3 separate regions of the Homo sapiens genome follow, and all the other regions are linked to region 3. A link is an interaction called in ENCODE POLR2A ChIA-PET data of the cell type or tissue named here. Cell type or tissue: A673. All regions are shown on one strand.

Evidence for each region. Peaks named below come from ENCODE experiments on the same cell type or tissue, not always from the same donor. Only the 100,000 strongest peaks of a DNase experiment are listed, where the experiment ranks them.
Region 1: POLR2A ChIA-PET joins it to region 3 with 18 read pairs; 5 of 35 experiments call an interaction of 5 or more read pairs at or near these places.
Region 2: POLR2A ChIA-PET joins it to region 3 with 12 read pairs; 14 of 35 experiments call an interaction of 5 or more read pairs at or near these places.

What each region holds. Positions count from the first base shown.
Region 1 is chr11:117,167,944-117,170,443 of GRCh38, forward strand. PAFAH1B2 (platelet activating factor acetylhydrolase 1b catalytic subunit 2) reads left to right here. Exons shown (of 6, transcript NM_002572.4): 6 at 1-2,500. Among named protein-coding and RNA genes, the nearest start is that of SIDT2, 9.5 kb to the right of the region's middle. In A673, no CTCF peak of the experiment used is centred here; no DNase peak of the experiment used is centred here.
Region 2 is chr11:116,938,009-116,940,508 of GRCh38, forward strand. All of the region lies in intron 3 of SIK3 (SIK family kinase 3), which reads right to left. Among named protein-coding and RNA genes, the nearest start is that of APOA1, 100 kb to the left of the region's middle. In A673, no CTCF peak of the experiment used is centred here; no DNase peak of the experiment used is centred here.
Region 3 is chr11:117,073,938-117,076,437 of GRCh38, forward strand. The region is part of intron 1 of SIK3 (SIK family kinase 3); the gene reads right to left. It overlaps LOC124902763 (a long non-coding RNA gene), which reads right to left. Exons shown (of 2, transcript XR_007062899.1): 2 at 2,456-2,500. Among named protein-coding and RNA genes, the nearest start is that of SIK3, 23 kb to the right of the region's middle. In A673, no CTCF peak of the experiment used is centred here; a DNase peak (open chromatin) is centred at 1,414; H3K27ac peaks cover 858 bases.

The DNA.
Region 1 (2,500 bases), 94 kb after region 3:
TTTAGTTGTATGTGTAACACATTCATTGAATTATTATCACTGTTTTCTTGGGACAACATCAAGCCTAAATACTGAACAATATGAAGATTCTTTTCTTGGCCTTTCTGTGGATTATGTCATATATAATAATTATCAGAATCATTCTACTTGGCTTTAAAACATGTTTTCTCCAATTTTTTTAAGGTTCATAATTTAGCCTTTTGTTTTTATGTTGCTTAGATTCTTATGTATACTGAATATTTTATTAACATGTAGCATCAGGTTGAACATGCTTGTCATTGATATATGGAAGATGCTATAGTTAGAAGTGAATTTGTTCTGCTTTCTTAATCTTTTCCATGCTTAGCAGTGAAAAACAGGTTTTGCCCCAGTAGAGGGATTCTTTGGAGGGTATTATTTTTTATGCTGCTGAATATCATGTCTATAATAGACCCGTGCATGCAGCCTTTCCTCCTTATTCCCCTTCATGCCCCCCTTTCCCCTTCATTCCCCCCGCCACCCCGTTTTTTTTTTTTTTTTTTTTTTTTTGGTTCTTGTTGACATTACAAGCTTTTAACACATTTTTGACCTAGGAGCCCTGTTGCTGGAAGTATAGTCTCCAGCCAGTTACTCTCATGATAGTACTGCTATAAAACTCATTCTTGTGTGGTGTTCTGTGCTATAGATTCTGTGTATTGCTGTTCATATTCGGAGTTCTGGTTTTGTTTTTCCCTTAAAACCTGTTAACAGTTTTTTTTGGGGGTGGGGGGATTCAGAACTCTTGTTTCCCATTCCATAGCACCTGACATTATTTCAAGTTTTATAATATCTTAAGGTGTATATTTTATTTTTTTTATTGGCTTAGTTGTTTTTTGTTTTGTTTTGTTTGAGATGGAGTTTCACTGTTGCCCAGGCTGGGGTGCAATGGTGTGATCTTGGCTCACTGCAGCCTCCACCTCCCGAGTTCAAATGATTCTCCTGCCTCAGCTTCCTGAGTAGCTGGGATTACAGGTGCATGCCACCATGCCCGGCTAATTTTTATATTTTTATTAGAGACGGGATTTCGCCATGTTAACCAGGCTGGTCTCGAACTCCTGACCTCAGGTGATCTGCCCGCCTTGGCCTCCCAAAGTGCTGGGATTACAGGCATGAGCCACCGTGCCTGGCCTTATTGGCTTAGTTTTTAAATTATCCTCCAAAAATTTTGGGCCTTTTTCTGTGGGGAAACAAGTGAAGCTGCTCTTCAGCATAGACACTACCTTTATCCCATCATTTTAGTAAAAACTAGGTTTGTTTCACTTCTGAGGTGTCTTATTAATGTACTTCATCTGAGAATTTGTTGATCTTAATGTTCGAGCTATATAAGAACTGCCATTAAAAAAAATGGGATAATAGATGATTTTATCAGTATACCTGTGGAATATGTACAAACTGGATCTATAGATATTTTGAACTGGACCAGGTGGGTATTGAAGTAACCCATCAAAATATGCTCTGCAGTGATTCCGCTTAATGTTTAAATTCAGTAACGTACTTGAAAGGCAAATTTCAGTGCTTTTGTATGTTGGAGGAGGGCTTACTGATGCGTGCTAAGACCGATTTCTGATTGAGGGATGAACCTTGGGCTCATTTTTTTCTTGTGAAGTCTCTTTCTAGAAAATTTTTTGGTTTTGTTCTTTTTAAAAAATACATACTTTTTTGAATGTATCATGTCTTCATTAACAACAGAAAATCCACATGGTGTTTACTAAACTTGTTTACGACATTAAAAATTTCCTTTTTATTTTTAGTAGCCCAGGTTGAGTTTTTCACAAGAGATTTTTTTCTTAGCTGAGGTATAGTTGTATAGCAAGAAGAATTAAGCCAGATTTTTGTGTGTGGAAAGACAGTTTTCTATCCACGTCTTTTTCTGTTTGTCAGAAGGTGGGAGTATGGTCCAAATAAATCCATTAGGTTACTCCTGCAGCATGCGCTTTTAGCTTCTCTCTTGACTGAGGATCAAATATCCCTTTGTGAGCTGGCCCTCAGCTCCTTTGCTCATGTGTACAAACCTCAGATGTTACTACATTTTATATCTACCAGAGCTATTCAAGCAATAGTATTTGAACCACTAGCCTTTTAAATAAAATTCTGCCCCATTACTGATGTGCAGATATTGAGTTCACTTTCATTTTTTGCCAGATTTCTTTGCACTACTTTAGGTAAAAATAGTTAATCTATTTTTCTTTGACATCCTAGTTTGCGTCAGTGACAGAACTTACTGCTTAGTCTTTGTACTTTTTAAAAAATCTATAAATTTAATGCACTGTCCAAGTGAAATGTCCTAGTTGTCATTGTGATTAAGGGGCCAACTTTCCAGGCAGCTAGCAGAGATACTATTCTCTTCCTCTCCCAGCAAATTTGTATTCCTTCGCCCACGCATTCCTGCTATACTAGATGGCAGCCAGTGATGGAACTATAAAGATGTCTGTGGTCATATGTTGAATGTGGCAGCTTGAAGATGTACTGCCACGGGTGATCT
Region 2 (2,500 bases), 140 kb before region 3:
AGCTTGGCCAACATGGTGAAACCCCGTCTCAACTAAAAATACAAAAATTAGCTGGGCATGGTGGCGTGTGCCTGTAGTCCCAGCTACTCGGGAGGCTGAGGCAGGAGAATCACTTGAACCTGGGAGGCGGAGGCTGCAGTGAGCTGAGTTCACACCACTGCACTCCCGCCTGGGCAACAGAGTGAGACTCTATCTAGAGGGGAGGGGAGGGGAGGGGAGGGGAGGGGAGGGGAAGGGAGAAGAGGGGAGAAGAGAGGAGAGGAGAGGAGAGGAGAGGAGAGGAGAGGAGAGGAGAAGAGAAGGAGAGAAAAAGAAAAGGAAAAGGAAAAGAAGGGGACGGGAGGGGAGGGGAGGGGAGGGGAGGGGAGGGGAGGAGAGGAGAGGAGAGGAGAAGGAGAGAAAAAGAAAAGGAAAATGAAAAGAAGGGGACGGGACGGGAGGGGAGGGGAGGGGAGGAGAGGAGAGGAGAGGAGAGGAGAAGAGAAGGAGAGAAAAAGAAAAGGAAAATGAAAAGAAGGGGACGGGACGGAAGGGGAGGGGAGGGGAGGGGAGGGGAGGGGAGGGGAGGGGAGGGGAGGAGAGGAGAGGGGAGGAGAGGAGAGGAGAGGGGAGGGGAGGAGAGGAGAGGAGAGGAGAGGAGAGGAGAGGAGAGGAGACCAAACCAGAATTCCTAGGAGAAATGTTTGATTCCATGTCTGGTACAGGAAATGTTCAAGATAAGCATAGGACATCTTGCCTAAAAGCAACAAAAATATCAAAGACTATTGAGCTCACATCAAAAGGACACAGGAGTCAGCCTGAAGAGGCTCCAGGCTCCCACTGGCTAAGTGGAATAATTTCAGTTTCAAAAGAAGAATGACTTAATGGACTGAAGCACATAAAATATACTAAAATCCATAATTGCATAATTATGTTACAAAATAGAAAACCAACTTCCTTAGTCTCCACTGGAGATTGCAGAGAACCAATTCATTATTCTAAAAACTGATACATAAGGAAAAGAAAGAATCAAGCATTTATCTTGTCATTACTATAATTTCTAAGTAGTTTATAAGGCAAAGTTCTTTACAGAAGAAGAATAACTCATAAATGTTGAATGAATGAGAGAATTCAAATAATCACCATTTTGCAACTTCTTTTTTGTTTTGTTTTGTTTTTAAGACAAGTCTCACTCTGTCACCCAGGCTGTAGTGCAATGGCGCGGACTCAGCTCACTGCAACCTCCGCCTCCTGGGTTCAAGCAATTCTCCTGCCTCAGCCTCCCAAGTAGCTGGGACTACAGGTGTGCATCACCATGGCTGGTTAATTTTTGTATTTTCAATAAAGACAAGGTTTCACCATGTTGGTCAGGCTGGTCTGAAAATCCTGACCTCGTGATCCACCTGCCTCGGCCTCCCAAAGTGCTGGGATTACAGGTGTGAGCCACCAAGCCCGGCCTTGCAACTTCTAATGAAATAGCTAGGCAACTAAATGACAGGAGTAGATAAAACATTACGTAAAAGACTGATGGGAAACTTTATAAAGGATCAATTTGGTGAACAATAACTATACCTGAAGATTATTCTAAGTATCACTAAAAGTGGGAAAATCAGATATTATACAACTCTTGAAGTGATGCAATAAAAAACTATGGAGCACTCCTGCTTCCCCTCCAAAAACTGAACTAAGCAAATTCCTAAATATAACTTCCACTTTCCAAGAAACACTGAACTACAGGAACATGTTGAATGACACAATAAATATATGATCAGCCAAATTCCAAATGTAGGACATTTTTTAAGACAATCCAGTTTCTTACATAAATAGATAGCATAGAAAAAAAGTAAATGTTTGTAGGGAAGAGATGAGGTTGTCACAGATTATTTAAAAATTTAGATTATAAAAAATTTAGACATTTTTCAACTCAATGGATGTATGGATTTCTTGCATCGTAATTTGTACAAACTATAAGAAGATGTTTTGAAACATCTGCAGAAAGCTAAACATGCCCTGGCTATTACATGATAGTAAGGAATTACTGTCAATGCTGTTGTATGTAAGAATGGCATTGTAGACTTCTGTTTTGATTATGAAAGAACAACTGATATTGAATTTACTTTACCTAACTATAGAAGCTGGGCTGTTTGTAGACACTGGATAATAACAAACACAGGGTTATGATTTTCAGAGAAAGTAAATGTTAATGTAGGAGCCAGGCAAAAATATTCCTTTAAGGTTTTTTTGTTTTTTTTTTTTTTTTGAGACAGAGTCTCACTCTGTCACCCAGGCTGGAGTGCAGTGGTGCGATCTTGGCTCACTGCAACCTCTGCCTCCCATATTCAAGTGATTCTTGTACCTCAGCCTCCCGAGTAGGTGGGACTATAGGCGTGTGTCACCACGCCCAGCTAATTTTTGTATTTTTTAGTAAAGACGGGGTTTCAACATGTTGGCCAGGCTGGTCTTGAACTCCTGATCTCAAGTGATCTGCCCATCTCAGCCTCCCAAAGTGCTGGGATTACAG
Region 3 (2,500 bases):
CAGGGTCTTGCTCTGTTGCCAAGGCTAGAATGCAGTGGCACAATCATAATTCACTGCAGCCCTGAACTCCTGGGCTCCTACCTTATCCTTCCTAGTAGCCCAGCCTCCTTAGCAAATCGTGAATGCTGTTTCACTCTCAGTCTATTCTAGGGAGCTCTGACAGTCCCCAGCTTCTCCAGAACTACCACTCTTTGGCTTACCATACTACTGTACTCCAAGATGGCAATCAAACCATAGTGCTCTGCCAGTGCCTAAGTGCCTTTATGTCCCTGTAACAGGCTGATGTCCAGTTCCACTTACTCCTAGCAAACAGGATCCCAATTTCTAGAATGACAGATACATCCCTATCTCAAGCTTGCCCCACCTAGGTCTACTTCCTCTTATTTTCCCACCCCCACTTCCCTACAGCCCCACAACAGTATATGTATTTTGGGTAAAGTAGACAGATACTCAAATAGGAGTCAGAAGACCTTGGTTCTACCTCTACTTCTGCCACTTTACTAGTTATGAAGTGATAAAATGTTGTACTTACCTTACAGGAAGGCTCAAATAGACATTTATGAACATGTTCTATAGATGTATTATTATTATAAGTATAGCAAGTTTCTATTATGACAATATTTACTTGTCAATATAAAACCCTAACATATTTTTTTAAATCCTCTAGCATTGTTTTATTAGCAACAGCTTAGAAACAACTCAAGGCCAGGCGTGGTGGCTCACGCCTGTAATCCCAGCACTTTGGGAGGCCCAGGCAGGAGGATTCCCTGAGGTCAGGAGTTTGGGACCAGTCTAGCCAACATGGTGAAACCCTGTCTCTACTAAAAATACAAAAAAAAATTAGCCAGGTGTGGTGGCATGAGCCTGTAATCCCAGCTACTGAGGGGACTGAGGCAGGGAAATTGCTTGAACCAGGGAGGTGGAGGTTGCAGTGAGTCAAGATCGCGCCATTGCACTCCAGCCTGGGTGACAGAGAGAGACTCCGTCTCAAAACAAAAAAAAAAAACAACTCAAATGAAATATCTAAAAAATATATATAATACATCCTTTCATTGGAATACCACGTAGCTTTTTTAACATTAGATACGAGAGTGAAAAAAGTAAGATGCAGACTATTGTATATTATTTACTATAATTTGTGTTAAAAGAGGAAATAAGTAGTAGATATTTACATTTACTTCTATACACATAAACTATCTCAAGACATATAAGACACAGATAATATCAACTGCCCCTGGGAAGGGAAATCTGGATGATCATGGGGTATGTGTGAACAGGATACTTTTCACTGTATTTCACTCTTCTTTAGCTTTTATGATTTTGAACCTAATAGTTCCCTAAATGGGGTAGGCATAGCATCTCCTCATACAACTATAAACCTGAGAAATAAGCTGAACCATTAATGAGGATGACAGCATATCTGACAACTCATTTCCTGGGCCAGCCTCAAACTCACAATTACCACCACCTAAAACAAATTACATTCCCTTCCATGATCTCACCAAGTAACAAGAGTTAATTTATTCCTTCTAGGCAAACTTCCTGACTTGCTATACGTATCTATGTGCTATGTATATCCACATTCTATGTTATTGATTATTTTTTTTTCTTTTTTTTTTTTTTTGAGGAATCTCAGCTCTGCTGCCCAGGCTGGAGTGCAGTGGCACGATCTCGGCTCACTGCAAGCTCCGCCTCCCAGGTTCACGCCATTCTCCTGCTTCAGCCTCCCAAGGAGCTGGGACTACAGGTGCCCGCCACCACACCTGGCTAATTTTTTTTTTATTTTTAGTAGAGATGGGGTTTCACAGTGTTAGCCAAGATGGTCTCGATCTCCTGACCTTATGATCTGCCCACATTGGCTCCCAAAGTGCTGGGATTATAGGCGTGAGCCACCAAGCCTGGCTTTTTTTTTTTTTTTTTTTTTTTTTTGAGACAGTTTTTTGCTCTTGTTGCCCAGGCTGGAGTGCAATGCACGATCTCGGCTCACTGCAACCTCCACCTCCTGGGTTCAAGCAATTCTCCTGCCTCAGCCTCTCTAGTAGCTGGGATTACAGGCGCCTGCCACCATGGCTGGCTAATTTTTGCATATTTAGTAGAGACGGGGTTTCACCATGTTGGCCAGGCTGGTCTCCAACTCCTGATCTTAGGTGATCCACCCACCACAGCCTCCCAAAGTGCTGGGATTACAGGTGTGAGCCACTGCACCCGGCCAGTTACTGATACTCGTAAAACTTACCGTTGCAGGGTTCCATCACAAGCCTTGGAAGAGCTCTCTAAATCAGAACACTTCCTACCTTCAGGGCCTGTTGAGGATCCATTCCAATGCTAACTTTTCTGAACCAAGGACTGAGTTCTCCCTCTTAATCACTCAAGATTCACCACAGGACCCCAGCAAATCATTAATTTGAACTCCAATGATTAAATGAGCACAATGCAGACCATCCCCCTATTTACAGAAGAGTAAATTATGTTAATTTCTTCAATTTAGCAGAAAGGCATT